4 separate regions of the Homo sapiens genome follow, and regions 2, 3 and 4 are each linked to region 1. The links are chromatin loops, found by intact Hi-C in ENCODE. Cell type or tissue: ovary. All regions are shown on one strand. Region 1 overlaps ALG14 (ALG14 UDP-N-acetylglucosaminyltransferase subunit). Region 2 overlaps ABCD3 (ATP binding cassette subfamily D member 3). Region 3 overlaps ALG14 (ALG14 UDP-N-acetylglucosaminyltransferase subunit). Region 4 overlaps CNN3 (calponin 3).

Evidence for each region. Hi-C counts contacts between places; a loop is a spot of excess contacts. Peaks named below come from ENCODE experiments on the same cell type or tissue, not always from the same donor. Only the 100,000 strongest peaks of a DNase experiment are listed, where the experiment ranks them.
Region 2: it touches region 1 in a loop (4-fold over the local background); 16 of 110 quality-filtered maps call a loop at or near these places.
Region 3: it touches region 1 in a loop (16-fold over the local background); 11 of 110 quality-filtered maps call a loop at or near these places.
Region 4: it touches region 1 in a loop (5-fold over the local background); 72 of 110 quality-filtered maps call a loop at or near these places.

The regions. Positions count from the first base shown.
Region 1 is chr1:95,040,959-95,045,958 of GRCh38, reverse strand. The region is part of intron 2 of ALG14 (ALG14 UDP-N-acetylglucosaminyltransferase subunit); the gene reads left to right. Among named protein-coding and RNA genes, the nearest start is that of ALG14-AS1, 18 kb to the left of the region's middle. RefSeq lists enhancers at 1,574-2,182, 2,183-2,791. In ovary, CTCF peaks have their summits at 2,386 (motif pointing right) and 4,198; DNase peaks (open chromatin) are centred at 2,378, 2,641 and 4,208; H3K27ac peaks cover 2,126 bases.
Region 2 is chr1:94,492,992-94,497,991 of GRCh38, reverse strand. All of the region lies in intron 16 of ABCD3 (ATP binding cassette subfamily D member 3), which reads right to left. Among named protein-coding and RNA genes, the nearest start is that of F3, 46 kb to the left of the region's middle. In ovary, no CTCF peak of the experiment used is centred here; no DNase peak of the experiment used is centred here.
Region 3 is chr1:94,971,935-94,976,934 of GRCh38, reverse strand. ALG14 (ALG14 UDP-N-acetylglucosaminyltransferase subunit) reads left to right here. Exons shown (of 4, transcript NM_144988.4): 4 at 1-2,530. Among named protein-coding and RNA genes, the nearest start is that of CNN3, 47 kb to the right of the region's middle. In ovary, no CTCF peak of the experiment used is centred here; no DNase peak of the experiment used is centred here.
Region 4 is chr1:94,910,532-94,915,531 of GRCh38, reverse strand. The region is part of intron 1 of CNN3 (calponin 3); the gene reads left to right. Among named protein-coding and RNA genes, the nearest start is that of CNN3-DT, 13 kb to the left of the region's middle. RefSeq lists enhancers at 3,774-4,973, 4,172-5,000. In ovary, no CTCF peak of the experiment used is centred here; no DNase peak of the experiment used is centred here.

The DNA.
Region 1 (5,000 bases):
TATACTAATTATTAGTATACTATTCTATTAGTATACTAATTATTAGTATACCATTCTATTAGTATATTAATTCTATTACTATGCCATTCTATTAGTATACTAATTCTATTAGTATGCCATTCTATTAGTATATTAATTCTATTAGTATGCCATTCTATTAGTATACTAATTCTATTAGTATGCCATTCTATTAGTATATAGTATGCTAATTCTATTAGTATATAGTATGCTAATTCTATTAGTATATAGTATGCTAATTCTATTAGTATATAGTATGCTAATTCTATTAGTATACCATTCTGTTAGTATACTATTATACTAATTCTATTAATATACTAATACAGTATGCTAATACTATACAATTAGTATACTAATACAATGTATACATTGCAGTACATTTGCAATGTATATGCAAACTCTACACATACTACTGATTTGGACTCTAGTCTTCTTTAAATCACATTGATATCCCTGGCTGTCCACATTTAGCTTCCTAAAACACTGCTTTGCACAAATAACCTATTATTCCAACATTGTCAATGGTTTCCTTAAAATGAAAAAGTATACTTGGAGCCAAAAGCCAATGTCCATTACATTCTTTCTCTCTAAAATCAGAACCAAAAGAAGAGTATCTGCCATTAGTCATACTGTGTTTTGTTTTGGCCCTCCACCTAAGTCGAAATAAGAGGTATAAACATTGAAAAAGAAGAAATAAAGTAATATATGCTATAAATAATTATATCTAGAAACAAAATCAACAAAAGACTATCAAGTAATACAAGTTCAGAAAAGTATCAGATTCAAGCCAAATATGCAAAACTCAATCACTTCCTTATATGCTAGCTTTAACTGTTAGAAAAATAATGAAGAAAGAGACCTAAAATATTAAACACTGGGAAAGGAGCTTGAATAAAAGGAAATGATCAATATGGGCCCAATAGTGAAATCTTATTGAGACATTAAATATGGTAAAAATAAATACAGAAGCATGTTCCTGATGTTTAAAAACTTAACAAAGATTTTCAGTTTTCCCAAATTTATAATGCAGTAGGTGTCAGAATCCTAATGCTTTTTTTAAAAAAAAAATACTTTGTTTATTCAGCAATAAATATTTGCTTTCCATTTGCCAGGCAATATTATAGATAGTTGGGATACACAAGTGAACAAAAAACACAAAAAAATGTCTGCCATCATGGAGCTCACTCCACTTGACCTGGATGAGAAGACAGTAATACCAGACATAGTGAAGAAGAAAATAGTAAAGTCTGTTAGAAGGTGATCAGTGCTGTGGGGGCAGATTGCACAGGGATGGGGAACTGGGAATTTTGATGGGGTGGAAAAGTTGTGATTGCTCTTAGGACCTTGAAGGCGATGGGGACTCCTGAGAGAAGAGTGTTTCAAGCAGAGGGAAAAGTCTCTGGAAAAGCCATAGAGAGGAATATTCCTGGATGTTGGTGCAATAGCAGGTAATCCTGGTCCCTGGAGGAGAGTGAGTGGAAGGAGAGACACTGAAGAGGAGATGGGAGGAGTGGGCAAAGACCAGATAATTTAGGACCTTGTAAGCCCTTTTAAAAACTTCCTCTCTTAATCTGAGGAAAATAGAGACCTGTTGGAAAGTTTTGCTTGGAGGAGTGACACAATCATACTGTTTTACACAGGTCACTCGTGTGGCTGTGTTACAAATACACCAAAAGCAAAACCAAGGAAATCAGTTAGGAGGTTGTTGCAGAAATCCCAGCAAGAGATAATGTGGCTTGCATCAGGAGGGCCAGGAGTAAGGGAAAATAGTTGGATTCTGGATGTTTTTGAAAGTGGAGTTAACAGAATTTCATGGCAGAAAACAGAGGAATCAAACATGACTACAAAGCTGTTCTGAGCAATTGTAAGAATGGGATTGCCATCACCAACCCTGGGATGTCTGAAAGGGGAGCATCCCGATCTCCAAGGGTCTTTAAAGTGTTGCCTAGAGGAACCTGGAAACTCCCTGGGATTTAGAGGGACTTCCCAGAACCACTTTGCACAGATTCAAAACCGTTTCCTAAACTCTACACACTTGTGCACTCTCTCTCCCTCCTTCCCTGTCTCCCTTCCTCCCTCATTCCCTTCTCCCTCTCCCCTCCTTCTCTCTCTTCTTCCTCTCCTCTCTCTTCAACCCTCTCTTTCTCTCTCCTCTCTCCCCCTCCTCGCTCCTTCTCCTTTCCTTCTACTTCTTTTCCTTCTCCTCTCTACCTTCCTCTTTCCTCTCCTTCCCCTAAAAGGTCCTTGAAGCTTCAGAAATGGACCAGGCGGGCCCCTCCAAGTGTTGAAGGACTTATATTTTCTTTCCTCTGCAATGTCACTCCCTCATCCTGCCACCAGGTGGCAGTGCACTGCTGATCATTTAGCCGCTGACCTGCACTAGTTCTCAGTAGAGGCGGTAGAGAGCTGAACATAGAGCCTGCAGTCGGCCTTTTAATGCCTCATTCTTTAATGTGAAGTAGGGCTTCTCATCCTCGTCACTATTGACATTTTGGGACAGACAAATCTTCATTGTAGGGGAATGTCCTGTGTGTTACAGGATGTTAGCAGCATCCCTGGCCTTTATCCACCAGATGCCAAGAGTGCTCCCCCAACCCCCACCACCAGTTATGGCAACCCAAAATGTCTCCAGACCTTATAACGTGTGTATGGGGGGCCTCCCCTCCCATCGCCCTTGAGAATCAGTAGTTGAATCAACATCTACAGAATATCAGACATTTGAGGAAAGCCTCTAAAGAGAAAACTAACGAAAGGAACTAGAGAAAAGGGCATTTCAGTGGCAGTGGGGAGTTTAAACGAAAACAATTATGTTCGAAGAAATGAGAGGGCATTATTTCATTAAAACAAGAATGAGACCTATTTTTTAAAAAACTAAGAACAAAAAAAACCCCTTGGCTATTAAAATTTTGATTTCAGCAATAAAAATTCAATGAAAGATTGGAAGATCACATTGAAGAACTCAAGAAAAAGATTAAAAGCATAAGGAAAACGTAAAAAACAGTAGAGAAAGGCAAGAAAATTAGACAACCAAACTGGATGTTGCAAGTCCATTATTCAGAAGGAACAAGGAAATGGGAAAAGTTCAAAATGAAACAAAATTATGACCCAGGGAAATTTCCAAAACAGAAGGACCCGACTTTTAAAATAAAAGGACTATCCTGAGTCCAGTGAAAGTGTAGTCACAAGACACGTCATGTACAGTTTCAGAACTAACGATGAAGAGAAGATACTAAAAACTTCCAGAAAGAACAAGAAAAGGAATCACATTTGAGGTTTCAGAAGTACAGTGGAGCAGTGTCTCAAATGGATTCCTCATGTACCCTCCCACAGAGGGTGTGCCCCACCAAAACAAGGGGCACCCAAAAGGGAGACTCAGTTCCAGGGATCTGGGCCTCAGTCCAGGAGAGAAGGGAAGGGAATTCTCAGGACAGCAGTGAAGGGAGTTCCAGTGTGAAGACTTCATAGGTGGTCCTAGAGAACAAACAGTTGGGAACAGAGCAAAGTGACAGAGAACTCCAGAAGACATGGTGCCAAGAAAGTAACAGGAATGATAAATAACGCGAAGAGTCTGACGAAACTGAGAAGACCAGAAGAACTTTCAAACTGTGTGTATGTGTGTGTGTGTGTGTGTGTGTATGTTTAAATCAAAGATAAGCAAAGGACAATGAGTGCTTTGAATGCAGAGGAGGGAGAGATCTCTGTGAGATAGAGTGTTGGGGTGGGGGCTTCTTCAAAAGAGTAGGGAGATATTGGTTGATTTTTGGTTTTGTCTTTGAATATTTTTCTGTATTTTCTAAAGTTACAATTAGAAAACAGCTATTTTTTAGAAACAAAACTAAGAAGAGATACAAGCCCCAGTGGGAGTAAAAACCTACTAATATGAAATATTTATTTTTTTATAAATATCTAAATAAATATTTTCTACAGAAATAATCCAAACACATACCACAAGCACCAATATTTTGAGGCTCATATCCTTTTATTTTGGAAGTACAAAAGTTTTGCTGCTAGTGTAATAAATAGGGATTCTTTTGGTTTGCATTCTTTTTTTGGTTTTGCATTTTCTGTTTATATAAGAATCAGTGGCAGTTTGGTGGTTGCAGGATTTATCAACCAGCTCTTCTAAAATTAACATGACATTCTTCCACTGAACACCACCTACTGTTTTCCACAAGGTGGGGTGCTAACTTCGCACAGTGGACTGAGACTGTGTACAGCTTGCTGAGATGTCTACATTGAGTGTATTTGTTGTTACTTTCCACAGTTCCTAAGCAGTTCTTTTTTCCCTTTCTTTTTTTTTCTTTCTTTCTTTTTTTTTTTTTTTAAAGAGACGGGGTCTCACTGTCTGCCCAGGCTGGGGTGCAGTGGTGCAATCATAGCTCACTGCATCTTTGAATTCCTGGGCTCAAGCAGTCCTGCCTCAGCCTCCCAAGTAACTGGAACTACAGGTAAGGCCCATCACACCCAGCTAATTTTTTAATTTTTGTTTTTGTAAAGATGGGGTCTTGCTGTGTTGCCTACGCTAGTCTCCTTCTGCCTTGGCCTCCCAATCAGTTCTGAAAGAAATGTTTGTAACTGTATAGTTTAAACTGTGGGGTTTTATTTAAGTTTGTCAACTGTAATGTATATTACAACTGGTGGCTTAACATAGTTATGGTTTTGAGTGTGTATAATGTATATGTGCACTTTTCCTCATTCATATGGACCTTAACTTACTGAATTATAGGTAAAGGTAAAAAAAAATCTCTAATTTGAAAGGAGGCCGGTCTAAATGAGCAAAATATTTGAATAAGAAAATATTTGTAATTTACTGCAAATAGAGATTCTGATGTGGCCATTTCAGTGAATAGATTCTTATTTTTGAAATAGTATATCAGGTAGATATATACATGCTTTTAAAGTATTTTAAACAGCTTAATCTCTTAAATTCCTCCCCAAATCTCAATTATTCCTTCCTCTATCTCTAGACCTAAAGCCAGTCA
Region 2 (5,000 bases), 550 kb after region 1:
ATGCGTATACACAGTCTCTTTTAAAAAAATGAAAACGTACTCTATAGACTGTTCTACAACTTGCTTTTATTATTTAACAATATATCACAGATATTCTTCCAGGTCAGTATATTCAGATTCCCCCATTCCTTTCCTTTAATGCCTCAAGCATCTTCCATAGTAAGGATATACTATAACTTATTTAAACACTCCCCTTTGGTTAAATATTTAGGTCATCTGCATTTTGTTTTGCTCTTCTAGATAATATTGCAATGAGTGTACAAGTCAGCAACTTATGTAACAGTAAGCAATGTTTCTGTAGATTCCATTCTTAGAAATTATAAGTGTTTTATCAAAATATATGTGCACTATAAATATATACAAGTGTCACTAAATTATTCTGCAACAACATAAAGATAAATGAGAAAATGTAAAGAGTGGTTAAGTTCTAGGCTTATGATCTTGTAAGTATCTGATCAACTCTGTAAAGAATCAGAAAATCTTAGCTATAATTCTAGCTTACAACACTAAACACCAATGCAACACAATAGGAAAGAAAATATCAGAAAGATATGAGTTACCCTAGCTGGTAACCTGCCTTTAACAAATTTGTTAAGCTGGTGAGCCTTCTGTTCCTATTATTTAATTCAATGAATATTTATTGAATGCTCTCTGTCAGGCTCTGTTCTAGGCAAGTAGGCCATATTAATGAATTAAAGAGACAAAAAATGAAAACAAAAAACCAAAAACCTCTACCCTTACTGGTTTACATTCTAGTGGTAAGAGACATACAATAAAGAATATACATAACATATAAGTTAAATAGTATATTAGAAAATAAGTACTTTGGAGGAAAAAACAGACAAAGGGAACTTGGGAGCGGGTGAGGAAAGCCGCATTTTTAAGGTGGTCAGAGCAGACTTTATTGAATATGACAACTAAGTAAAACTTTGAAAGAAGGGGTGAATTAGGATTTAACTAAAAGAAGACTGTTCTAGCCCCCACCTTTACCACCCATAAAAAGCTGGTACAGCCTGGCCAACATGGTAAAACCCTGTCTCTACTAAAGATACAAAAATTAGCTGGATGCAGTGGCGGGCACCTGTAATCCCAGCTACTCAGGAGGCTGAGGCATGAGAATTGCTTGAACCCGAGAGGCAGAGGTTGCAGTGAGCCAAGATCGTGCCACTGCACTCCAACCTGGGCGACAGAGCAAGGCTCCGTCTCAAAAAAAAAAAAAAAATTTGCTGGTACAAAGGCACTGAAGCAGGAATGTAGCTATCCTATTCAAAAAAAAAAAAAAAAAAAAAAAAAAAAACAGAAACAAGGCTGATTTTACTGAAGAATGAACAGGAAAGAAGAATAGTAGGAAATGAGATCAGAGATGTATCAGGTAGGGGTAGGGTAGTGGCAGGCATTGAAAGAACTTCGACTTTTACTGTGACAAAATGGAGAGCCATCAGCATTGTTCACAATAGCCAAAAGGTGGAAGCAAGGAAGCGACCCAAGAGGATGAATGGATAAACAAAATGTGACACACACACACACACACACACACACAATGAAATGGCATTCAACCTTTAAAATGAATGAAACTCTGACACATGCTACAATACAGATGAACCTTGAAAACATTATGCTAAATGAAATAAGCCAGCCACAAAAGGACAAATGCTGTATGACTTCACTTATATGTGATTCCTAGAGCAGTCAAATTCATAGACAGACAGCATGAGAGGTTACCAGGGGCAAGGGAGAGGAAGGAAGGAGAGTTACTGTTTAATGAGTACAGAGTTTCTATTTGGGATGATGGAAAAGTTCTGGAAATGGATAGTGGTGGTGGCTGCATAACACTGTAAATGTACTTAATGCCACTAAATTATACACTTAGAAATGGTTAAAAAGCCAAATTTCATTTTTACATTTTAAAAACTTCTTAAAGAAAAAAGAATGAAGCAGCCTAACACATAGTTGATCTAAAAGAAAATAACAATTTACACACATAATTGTTAAAGAGTCGTTCAGATGAATAAACTTTTTTCTGATAAAGAATCATTTTGATAGACTTCTTTTTAAATAACACAATTTCCTTATCACATAAAATTGAATATACTGAATGTTCCTCATAAAGCAAGGTTATCATATAAAATAATCATACTCTACTGTAACAGCGATGCCCTTAGAAGGTCCTAAAGTTCAGTGAGCTGGTAATTAAATGGTTCCCTGCTACGTTTTATTTGAGTAATGTTGGCCGTATATAAATTCTCCCCTCCTAACTGCTCTTTGTGGTTTACAATGGCATCAATATTCCTGCCTCCAATAATACCCTTCCACATTATTTGTTGCAGTATGCCAGGAAACCCCAAAAACAGATTTGTAATGATGTATATAAATAATAACCAGACTTACTGAAATCCTGAGTTATCCTTTTATGCTCTAAATCAAGCCTGGCTAACCTACTCAGCATTCACTTTTCTTTACTTCACGGCATTTGGTAGTGTTGAACAAAACTTCCAATTATGACGTCAGCCATGATAAGCCAGTGATAATTTTTCTGTATTAAAAATTTATTAAGTACATATTTTTGTGGGGTTAAATTAAGACTAAAAGCCAAGAGTAACATTTACTGAAAATTAAGTTCTTAACAGCATTGTATTATTGGGGCTCTCAGAATGCTTTACCGGATCAACCAATGCTTTGAACTACCATATTCTTACCAATAAAAATATACCCCCCAAATAATACTCCTTGATAAATCCTACTTTCTATAAATTTATCATAACAAATAAAAAATTCTACACATAAATTTAAGTAAAAGAAAAATTATATAAAAGTATGGTGTTTATGAAGATTAATTAGTTTCTTTAAACACTATAAGTATACCTTACTGAAAAGGTAAAAATCTTAGTAACTTACAAAGTACTTGTTTTTGGAGACAGGATCTCACTCTGTAGCCCAGACTGGAGTATAGTGGTGCGATCTCCGCTCACTGCAACCTCTGCCTCACTGGCACAAGCGATCCTCCCACCTCAGCCGCCTGCGTAACCAGGACCAAAGGTGTGCACCACCACACCTAGCTAATTTTTTTGTATTTTTCACAGAGACGGGGTTTTGCCATGTTGCCCAGGCTGGCCTCAAACTCCTGAGCTCAAGCAATCCGCCCACCTTGGACAAAGTACTATTTTAATCCCCACATGGTAACCTGCAAGCTGTTACCTCTTAGGATCTCTCCAGTCTACATACTTCCCAGAATAATATCTAGACAGATAAATATGTCTGTACTGGGGAGTTTATAATGGAAAATGGTATAAAATCTCTTATTCCAAAGAAGTTTTTATTATTTGGTTACAAATGTAACCCAAAAGGCAAATGAATCATAAAGTAGGAAAGATTTATTTGAGGGGCCAAGTCTGTTTTATTATGCCTCTTTCCAAGAGAAAGAAATCTTTATTTTCAAGTAAGCCAGATGAGTAGAAAATAATTAGAGGCTGCAAAGAACTGAAGAACATTTGTTGATTATAGAAAGGCTATGTTAAGAAAAACAATAAAAAGACATAATGAATGTGAGAAACCCAGGTCTACTTTAGAATACTTTAAGTCAGAAAGAGATTAGAATTCATAACAGTGAACCAAAAAGAAGTCAGAGAAACAGTTCCCAGGGGAGGAGAAAACAAGAATCACAGGATAAACACCAGGAAGTAAGGAACATGGTTATGAAGTAAAACACTCCAACAAGTAAGGACATAAGTGGGGACTCAAGACTTTCCAAATGAAACCCAAAAAAGAGAAAGAATTAAAGACATTTTTTTCCCTTTGTCACTTTTCAACATAATGAGTATCATAATAAACTCATTAATTTAAACATTTTGATGTATTTTAATACAGGGTAGTTATTGTTCTTTTTTTAATTTTATTATTATTATACTTTAAGTTTTAGGGTACATGTGCACAATGTGCAGGTTAGTTACATATGTATACATGTGACATGCTGGTGTGCTGCACCCATTAACTTGTCATTTAGCATTAGGTATATCTCCTAATGCTATCCCTCCCCCAGGACCCCACCCCACAACAGTCCCCAGAGTGTGATGTTCCCCTTCCTGTGTCCATGTGTTCTCATTGTTCAATTCCCACCTATGAGTGAGAATATGCGGTGTTTGGTTTTTTGTCCTTGCGATAGTTTACTGAGAATGATGATTTCCAATTTCATCCATGTCCCTACAAAGGACATGAACTCATCATTTTTTTATGGCTGCATAGTATTCCATGGTGTATATGTGCCACATTTTCTTTATCCAGTCTATCATTGTTGGACATTTGGGTTGGTTCCAAGTCTTTGCTATTGTGAATAGTGCCGCAATAAACATACGTGTGCATGTGTCTTTATAGCAGCATGATTTATAGTCCTTTGGGTATATACCCAGTAATGGGATGGCTGGGTCAAATGGTATTTCTAGTTCTAGATCCCTGAGGAATCCCCACACTGACTTCCACAATGGTTGAACTAGTTTACAGTCCCACCAACAGTGTAAAAGTGTTCCTATTTCTCCACATCCTCTCCAGCACCTGTTGTTTCCTGACTTTTTAATGATTGCCATTCTAACTGGTGTGAGATGTTATCTCACTGTGGTTTTGATTTGCATTTCTCTGATGGCCAGTGATGGTGAGCATTGTTTCATGTGTTTTTTGGCTGCATAAATGTCTTCTTTTGAGAAGTGTCTGTTCATGTCCTTCGCCCACTTTTTGATGGGGTTGTTTTTTTCTTGTAAATTTGTTTGAGTTCATTGTAGATTCTGGATATTAGCCCTTTGTCAGATGAGTAGGTTGCGAAAATTTTCTCCCATTTTGTAGGCTGCCTGTTCACTCTGATGGTAGTTTCTTTTGCTGTGCAGAAGCTCTTTAGTTTAATTAGATCCCATTTGTCAATTTTGGCTTTTGTTGCCATTGCTTTTGGTGTTTTAGACATGAAGTCCTTGCCCATGCCTATGTCCTGAATGGTAATGCCTAGGTTTTCTTCTAGG
Region 3 (5,000 bases), 69 kb after region 1:
TGGCCTGCTTCCTATCTTTTAAGGACTCACATGACTGAGTCAGTGTAATCTCCCTTTTGATTAATTCAAGGTCAACTGATTAGGATCATAATTACGTCCCTTTTGCCATGTTAATGTAACATAATCAGAGGAATGACATGTCATGATATTCACAGATCCCACCCATACTAACGGATAGTAGATTATCCAGGGCATGTAAATCAGGGGGTGGAATATTAGGGGACATCTTTTTTTTTTTTCTTTAAGACGGAGTCTCACTCTGTCACCCAGGCTGGAGTGCTGTGGTGCAATCTCAACTCACTGCAACCTCTACCTCCCTGGTTCAAGCGATTCTCGTGCCTCAGCCGCCTGACTAGCTGGGATTTCAGGAGTGCACCACCAGCCCGGCTAACTTTTGTATTTTTAGCAGAGATGGGGTTTCACCATGTTGGCCGGGCTGGTCTCGAACTCCTGGGCTCAAGTGATCCGCCCACCTCGGCTTCCCAAAGTGCTGGAATTACAGGCGTCAGCCACCATGCCCGTTCTGGGGGCCATCTGAGACTTCTGCCAACCACAATCAGCTAGATGTTTTTTGTTTTGTTTTGAAAAAATAATAATAATAACCTTTCACTTGGGCCACCAAACTCCTACCTTAGTATCCAAGTTCTCTAATTTTTTTTTAATATGGGAAATCCACATCTCCCAAACTCTATCCCTTTTCTGGCAAGTTACTTGACCTTTCTGTAAAATAAGCATAATGTACCTGCGTTAGAGTTGTAGGGAGCACTAAACATTCAGATGATGTATGTACAGTGTTTAGCACAGAGCCTGCTAAATAGTAAGCCCTCAAGCCCTCAGTCACATTTGTCTCCATCAGTGGTAGCTCCCCTGGTGTGTTAAGGAGGCTCTTCTTTCTTTTTTTTTTTTTTTTTTTTTTTTGAGACAGAGTCTCGCTCTGTTGCCCAGGCTGAAGTGCAGTGGCGCGATCTCGGCTCACTGCAAGCTCCGCCTCCTGGGTTCACGCCATTGTCCTGCCTCAGCCTCCCGAGTAGCTGGGATTACAGGCGCCTGTCACCACGCCCGGCTAATTTTTTTTTTGTTTGTTTTTTTTGTATTTTTAGTAGAGACAGGGTTTCACTGTGTTAGCCAGGATGGTCTCCATCTCCTCACCTCGTGATCTGCCCGCCTCGGCCTCCCAAAGTGCTGGGATTACAGGCGTGAGCCACTGCGCCCGGCCAGGAGGCTCTTTTTAAACTAAGGGCAGCAACCCCCTAGGGTGGCTATAGTCCAAGAAAACCCAGAAAATACATGCTGCCAAGGATTTGGAGAAATTGGAGCCCTCCTACATTGCTGGTAGGAATGTAGAATGGTGCAGCAGCTGTGGAAAACAGTTCAGCAGTTTCACAAAAATCAAACATAGGGTTATCATATGACCCAGAAATTCTACCCATAGGTGTATACCCTGGAGAATTAAAAACATGTATTTACACAAAAACTTATATGTTCGCAGCAGCGTTATTCATAATAACCCGAAAGTAGAAACAACCCAAATGCTCTACTAATGAACAGATAAACAAAATGTGGTATATCCATATAGTGGAATATTACTCGATCACACAAAGGAATGAAGTACTAATACATGCTACAGTGTGGATGAACCTTGTAAACAGTAGGCTAAGTTACAGAAGCCAGCCACAAAAGACAACAAATGCATGATTCTATTCATATGAAATGTCCAGAGTAGGCAAGTCCATAGACAGAAAGTAGCTTAGTGGTTTCCAGGGGCAGTGAGAAGGGGAAATGGAGGGCAACTCCTAATGGGTATGAGGCTTCTTTTGGAGGTGATGAAAATGTTCTGGAATTCGACAGTGGTGATGGTTGTACATCTCTGTGAATATACTAAAAGCCACTGAATTGTATACTGGGTGAATTTTATGGTATCTGTAGACATTCCAATTGACAGTCACATCTTAGTATAGACTTTGAGTCATCTCACTGGAGGCACTAGACATGCAAGAGGAGAAGTCTCCAGATTATTCCAGCCCTGCCATTTGAGTCACTCCAGGCTTTCTGGTCTTCCCAGCTGAGGCTCAGACACCTTGGAAGAGAGAAAAGCTCTCCCTTCTGTGCCCTGTGATTTGCTGATCCACAGAGTTCATAGGCATGATTAAATGGTAGTAGTTTTCCACCACGAAGTTTTGGAATAATTTGTCACAAAGCAATAGGTAATTAGAAAAATAACCTTTCAGAAGGAGACAGTTTCTCCAAAGCTTGGGTACTTTCGCTTAATATTAAAAGAGGAAGAAATTTTTTGCCTGCCAGGCAAAAGGCAGAAGATGTATTTCTACACCATGGATAGGAAAATGATTTTTTTTCCTCCTTTCTCCTTGGCCTGCATGCAGCAGTGAAAAAGAAACCAATGGATTCTTTTAAATCTTTAACCATATGCAGATGAATAAGCACATGGTTGGACTTGATTCCTAATCTCTTTTCCTTTCCTGTATAACTGAGATTTTTTTCCACTCTAATAAACTTGAGCATTTAAACAGAAGTCATGTGTTACATATATGACGATTAGCAGCAAGAATGTAGAAAAGGAGATAGTGGCTGAGCATGAAGCTTTAATTAATACCCAAGCCATTCAACTGAAAATGAGAACAATGTTTCTGGCAAGGAGATGTAAAAAAAAAAATTCTGTCCAATTTGAAATCATTTTTTTCCTCTCTCAATCTTTTTAGGATAATGATTTAAAATTCAATGACTGTAAAGAGAACTTTTTTTTTTTTTTTTTTTGAGATGGAGTCTTGCTCTGTCACCCAGGCCGGAGTGCAGTGGCACGATCTCAGCTCACTGCAACCTCTTCCTCCTCCTGGGTTCAAGTGAATCTCCTGCCTCAGCCTCCTGAGTAGCTGGGATTACAGGTACCCGCCACTGCGCCCGGCTAATTTTTGTATTTTTAGTAGAGACGGGATTTCACCATCTTGGCCACGCTGGTCTCGAACTCCTGACTTCATGATCCACCCACCTCGGCCTCCCAAAGTGCTGGGATGACAGGCGTGAGCCACCGCACCCAGCCCAAGAGAACTTTTTTAAGTTTTCAGTTGAGCTCCAGTGACTGAAGTGCAGTAATCTTTGTATGACATCAAGAAGGCCCACCATCCCCATGTCTGGGTCCCCACTGGACTGCCAACCCCCAGAACGTACACACTCAGAGTAGGAAGGGAATACAGCCCAAGGAAAGCCAAGCAGCCGCAGGAGGAATGGACTCTGGGGACAGTCTCTTCCCGCCTCTCAGAAAAAGGGAAAAGAAGTTTCATTCTTCAAAGAAAAGGGAGAAAAACAAGACTTTTATGGAAATACCATATACAGAGTTGGCAGAAATTCAGCAAGGAATAAAAAGTATCCAAAATGTTCCCTTATTCAGTTCCAGTCTGGCAGACAAATTAAAAGAGGTTCAATTTTCAAACCGATTTGCCCTGAATTATCTGGACCTAAAACCATGCAAGGCATCTAAAAAGACTCGTGGTTTGGTCCATTGACAGCCCAGTTGAACAAGCGGAGTCTAAAGCAGCCAGATGGAAAAAGCTTAAAATGTTTTCATCAAAATCTTATAAAAAACAAAGTATTTGTGGATGAAATGATAAGAGGCCTGAGATTTGATTGAAAATCCATTGCCAGAGTGGGGCAGGAAGGAGAGTTTATAGATAAAACAGGATTAGCCATGCGTGTGGAAGCTAACTGGGCAGTGGGTACATGGAGATTCACAAATAAGCCCATTATATTCCCTCTATTTCATATACGTTTCAGCATTTCCATAATTAAAAGCTCTAGAAATATATATCATGTAAGAAATTTTCAGATGCTAAAAAGCCAAAGAATGTATTGATTATAGATAAATGAAACAAACTAGGTTTTTAAATGAGAACAAGAAAGGACACTTAAAAATTACTTTTATTTCATGCTTAACTCATGAAAAAAAAAAAAGTGGGCCGGGCACGGTGGCTCATGCCTGTAATCCCAGCACTTTGGGAGGCCGAGGTGGGTGGATCACGAGGTCAAGAGATCAAGACCATCCTGGCCAACAAGGTGAAACCCCGTCTCTACTAAAAATACAAAAATTAGATGGGTGTGGTGGCACGCGCCTGTAGTCTGAGCTACTCGGGAGGCTGAGACAGGAGAATCGCTTGAACCTGGGAGGCAGAGGTTGAAGTGAGCCGAGATTGTGCCACTGCACTCCAGACTGGCGACAGAGTATCAAATATTTTGAGACTCCATCTCAAACAAAAGAAGAGAAAAGGATCAGTCTGCAAATCTGAACCTGAAGAGGTTTCTCTGACTTGAAATAGTCTATGTTGGGCCTTTCAATACACTGTTATCGAGTTTGAAATGTCACCATAATCTTTATCCACCTAAGGACTGTGCTCCTCATTGTTTGGTAAATATTTGAGGTGTTCCAACATCAATTTGACAAGACCTTTACAGGAGACTTAAGGGCACTGACTCCTATTGAAGGATCCCTTTCTCCAAGGGCACACTCCCCGCTCGATGTCAGAAGTGCTGTGTGTGCACTGACTCATTTAATTCTCAGACCCAAGCAACTGAGGCCCACACTTTAAAGACACATATTTGCCACTTTCCTCCCTATGGGGTTGGAAGGGCCACACTTTTCTAGACCAAACTCTGGCTGCCCAGGCCCCAAAATTCCCTGCCTCAGTGGCCCGAGCCTGCTTCTAGGATTTGCCTGGGCCCCTTGCCCCATGGAATGCAAGTGAACTGTGCCCCTGGGCTGAGAGATGGCATGGGTGGTTTTCAGTGGGGAATGGTGTGGCAGGAGTTAGGACCTGCAAGCTGAGGTGTGGAGGGCAGGATGGAGCCAGATGGAAAGAGAAGGGAGGGGGGCTGTGGCAGAGGTTTTTGTGTACACTCTTGCCAGGGGTCCTGGAAATGTTAGGGGTGGACCTAATGAGTTAAGTATTATCATTACCACCTTTTCTGGAGAAAATAAAACTGAGAAAGCTTGA
Region 4 (5,000 bases), 130 kb after region 1:
TCCATGCTCTCAGATTGCATTACAATTATGTAAAATATGGAGTTCACCTTTACTGTCGATGTGGAGGGTCCCCTGTGACTTCATCATAAGATCCTTGCAGACTTCGGGACTGGAAAGGGGAAACCATGTTCAGGCTGACTTTCTTTTAGAGGAACTCTGAATCTTGTAGTTGATTATGTCCCTCTTTGTCTTGGTGTTTAAGAAGCTTGGACTTCAGTTTGCATCCAGCCTATCTTTGGGTGGCATTTGTGTAGGATTTGGTGGCATGCAGGTGTTTGAGCCTTGCCTCTGACTTCATCTTTTTTTCACACATCCTCATTAAAAGCAAAATGAACCTAATGGCTTTTTACTTAGGGTCTCAGAAAGTACAAAATACCTTTGTATGGTATTTCATAAGGCACAGTATGAATATTTTTAAAAGGAGGAAATGGGACCAGCCTAGGCAACACAGGGAGACCCCATCTCTACAAAACATTTTTAAAAAGGTAGCTGTAGTGGCACATGCCTATAGTCCTAGCTACTCAGGAGGCTGAGGTGGGAGGATCGCTTGAGCCTGGGAGGTTGAGGCTTCAGTGAGCTATGATCATGCCACTGCACTCCAGCCTGGGTGACAGAGCAAGACTGTCTTGAAAAAAAAAAGAGAGAAAATGGGAAATTCTATCCTACTTTGTAATGGAAATGTCATATTTTCTCATTTTCATTGGGGAAAAAATGGTGCTCTTTTGCACAGTTAACATATCTGTAAGATTCCATCAGCATCTATCCCATGTTTAAAATTCGATTTCCTCTCTGTTCATAGCTGGTTGTGTAAAGCCACCTTTCTCAAATGGACAGACTCCATTGTAGTAAGCAAAAAAGCATTTGCAATCTGAGATCTAGACCTGGATCTAGACTCCAAGAGGAGTTCCAGATTTACTAAGGCTGACCCAAAGGGCTGAGATCCCATTTCTCCTTGGCCCACTTTCATGCCTTGTCCCAATAATAACCTTCAGTAAAGGAGCCGCGTGGTGTTTCGACTCAGTTTTGGGGTTGGCAGATGGGAGCATGGGGATGCGGGTGGTCAGTGATCTGTGAGATGAGGGTTCCCCAGGCTGGTTGAGACAAGTTCCTTCAGAACAATACAGCGAACTTTTGGGACAATGACGTTGAGGTGGATTTCATGCCTTCCTTGAGTCACAGTAGACTGAGGCTTGTCCTATGGAGCGGGCTTGCTGAAGAGTTGATGAGGAGTGAGTGTACATTCTGAAACTACAGAAAAGTTGCAAACAGGTCATGTGCCTTGTCGTTATGGAAAGATAAATGACAGTTCTTCAGTGTTACCCATGCTCCTGACTCAAGGGTTATTTTGGAGGCACCTAGAGGTCCTGCTGAAGAGACAGTGCTTGACAATCTGGAGAGTGGCAAAGAGCTGATACCTACAAATGCGGGAATGAGTTTGTTAGACTCTTAAATATTCTAGTGGTGAGACAAAGAAAACAAAAACTTGAGGAACATCTCTATTTTCACCTCTTTTTACCTGTGGGGCTTCAGCTAAGATCTCCTTTCAGCAAAATCTCTACAGATCTCTAAAATTCAAGACCCGGCTGGCCTTCTTCCCAGTGAGAGAATGTTCTCCAACAAGCTTTCTTGGAGGTCATCTCTTCCTGCCTGTGCTTCATTGGCACTCAAAACATGATATTTTTCCATGCCTGTTTGCTTCTAGTCCATCTCTCAGGAATTTCTCCATATATTTCCCTGGCCTGTCCTCTGTGTGTCACTCAGAATAAATCAACTCTCTCTTCTATATGACTTCCATCTAAATATTTAGATGGGAGCTAACCTGCCTCTCCTAAACTTCCAGGTCATATGTAGCCACTCCTGGCTAGCCAGTTTCTCATAATAGGCTATATATGGTTTTTCTAATCCCTTCCCCACCTAGTTTACTCCTTCTAGAAACTGATGTCAGCTTATCAGTGTCCCTTCAGAATGCATCACTCAGAATTGATCATAGTATTGCCACAGATGTGGTTTAACCTACCAGAGTACACTGGGATTGGTAACTGACTTCCTTTGATTACAAAGCTTTAGCTCCTCCTGTTTTAACCAACAGAATCACTTGGCCAGGTAGACAAGGTAACTCTGTGTAGAAGAAGGATTCTAATCCTTGCTTTGTCAAATTGACTTCTCCAGTCTATAAAGTATGGTGATGATCACTCTGGGAGGTTTTATGGCTCACATGAACTCCATGCGCACCCGTTTCTTATAAATAATGCTTTCCTTGGTTACCTCATGGGGCTGTTTTGATTTAAACAAATAAGCAATACTATTTTATGAAGAATTGTATAACTATGCAGACCAAGATAGTGTTGGCTTTTTAACTTACTCAACTCACTGAGTAAGTGTTACTAGTTCTAAAACTTTGGGGCAGGATTTGACATATATTTTGAATAAACTGTGTATTAACGTAAGAAAGATCCTTCTGATTCCCAGTTTCCTTAATAAGTATGCCAAGTAGTTTCCAAGTCATTAATGACCAAAACAGAAGAGAACACATCTAAATCCAAACATTGAGGTACACATCACCACGAGTTTCCTCTGCCATGACATAATCAGCACAGTGGGCATGGTGTTCCTTCTGACTGTACCCTCCTTCTAGGGTTACTAAACTGGACTTCAGGAGTGCGCTAGACATAAGGAACTTTTATGAGAAAGTAATGCAATTATATCCCTAGTGGGCCATCTAAGATTACCAGATTGGCAGATCAAGGAGATGTGACGCCCATAAAAGGCAGTGACATTCAAATGCAGATGCCTTTCCGAAACAAGATAGATCTTTAAATCTGAGGCATTTCCCTAGGCTGGTAATCCTGTCAGTGGGTGAAAAATCATGGATTGAGTGCCCACTATGTATCAGGCATGGGCATGAGGATTACTAAGATGAACAGGAGCCTGACCTCCCCTCAAGGAGGGGACATGGGCAGGTGTTCTTGGACATGCCTTGTGTGTCCATGCAGCCTTGGTGATGGCTGCCCTTCTCCCTGAGTGCTTGCTTGCACACTCTCTCCCCAAGAGTCCACTCTAGGAGGGCGCCTGCCGGGCTCTTCAGCCAGTAATAGATCCTTGCCCTCTGGGTGGGGATGGAGTGGGAGCAGGCTTCTCTCTAGGTTCTAGTTACTACCGTTTGCCAAGGCTTCTCTCACAGTGAGCTGCTTGATACCCACTTTTTTGTTACTTGTTATTTCTGAGTCTAGATTCTTCTGGGAATCCAGTGTCTATACTTGTTCGCTCCTTGTTTAGATTTGAACTTTCAAAAATCCACTATAAACTATATGTGTTCTAAGCTTTGCAGTCTAAAGGTCATTTTCTAGACAGAGAAGACAAAATTGACATTCTGTTAGCTCTGCATCTTTCTACCGTTTGTTATACTCTTTGCTTTAGGCACTGGACCAGCTCCTCTTTAATCATATATATAAAATTTTTTTTTTTGAGATGGAATTTCACTCTTGTTGCCCAAGCTGGAGTGCAATGGCATGATCTTGGCTCACTGCAACCTCCGCCTCCCAGGCTCAAGCGATTCTCCTGCCTCAGTAGCTGGGATTACAGGCGCTACAGATGTGTGCCACCACGCCCAGCTAATTTTTTTGTAGTAGAAACAGGGTTTCACCATGTTAGCGAAGTTGAGCTCAAACTCCTGACCTCAGGTGATCCATCTGCCTCGGCCTCCCAAAGTGCTGGGATTACTACAGGCATGAGCCACTGTGCCTGGCTTATTTATATTTTTTTTGAGACAGGGTCTCCCTCTGTTACTCAGGCTGGAGTGTAGTAGCACAGTCTCTGCTCACTGCAGCCTTGACCTCCCAGGCTCAAGTGATCCTCCCACCTCAGCCTCCCAAGTTGCTGGAACCACAGGTGTGTGCCATCATGCCCAGCTAATTTTTGTGGGTTTTGTAGAGACAGGGTCTCACTATGTTGCCCAGGCTAGTCTCAAAGGACTCAAGTGATCCTCCAGTGTTGGCCTCCCAAATTGCTGGTGTGAGCCACTGCACCCGTCCTAGTAATTTTTGAAGCTTTAATTTCTTGTCAGTCTCACAATATTTGTATATTGAGTCATAATGTTTTTGTATTTACCTGATTATAGACATTTGGAGGGGAAAAATTTGTGCTGGTTGGTGCCATATGCTGATACCTTGATCTGAAGACACAGTTGTACCTCTGAGAGGAGGACCTGGCTTTAAAATGCTCCTGGACTTTACTTCTGTTTACCTGAGGCGAGCATGATTTTCCACAGCTTTTAAATGTCTAGTTCCTCCGCATCAAATCTTTAGCACGTTCGTGCCATGGAATGAGTCTTAGATTCTGTGGTGACCTCAAGAAAAGCATGCATTCTATCTTGACATCACTGTCCCAAATGTAAAATGTTTTTCTCTAGAATTCCCACTCCCACCCCCCATAAGATACATGCCTGATTTTGTAAAATAGTTCCTTTGTCCTTTTTGTCAGCAACAATCTGAAAAAGAATAAGAATTCGGGATGCAAACACATTCTAAGCAGAGAGAAGAGCTTTAGCAAAGACAGAGAGGCAGGAACCAGCCTCAGGAAGAGTGGTAAAGGGAGTGGACAGTGGTGAAGGCTGGCATCCCAGGTGAGCCTGTCTGCAGTGGGGTTTTCTTTGCTATTGCAAACAATGGATTGAACAAGTTGCAGTGGGGTTTGGTTAATAGAATGCTCTGTACCTGGAGCTGATAAAATTGGAGGGCGTGCATGCTGTTGTGTGTCAGGTATTGCGGTGGGTTCCATTCCTATTGAACAGGCTTCATCCTCACAGTGGCCCTGGAAGGAAGGAGTCTACCCACAAGAAATGGGGTGACCTGGGTTCAGTTACTTGCCAAGGTCACACTGGAACTTGGGAACACAGGGTTTTGAAGTTTGACTTGAAAGCGTGTGATCTTCAGTAAATGTTTATAGGATTCATTGCGGAGAGACAGGGTAGATGAAAATGTTGAAACCTGTTCATTGTCCTT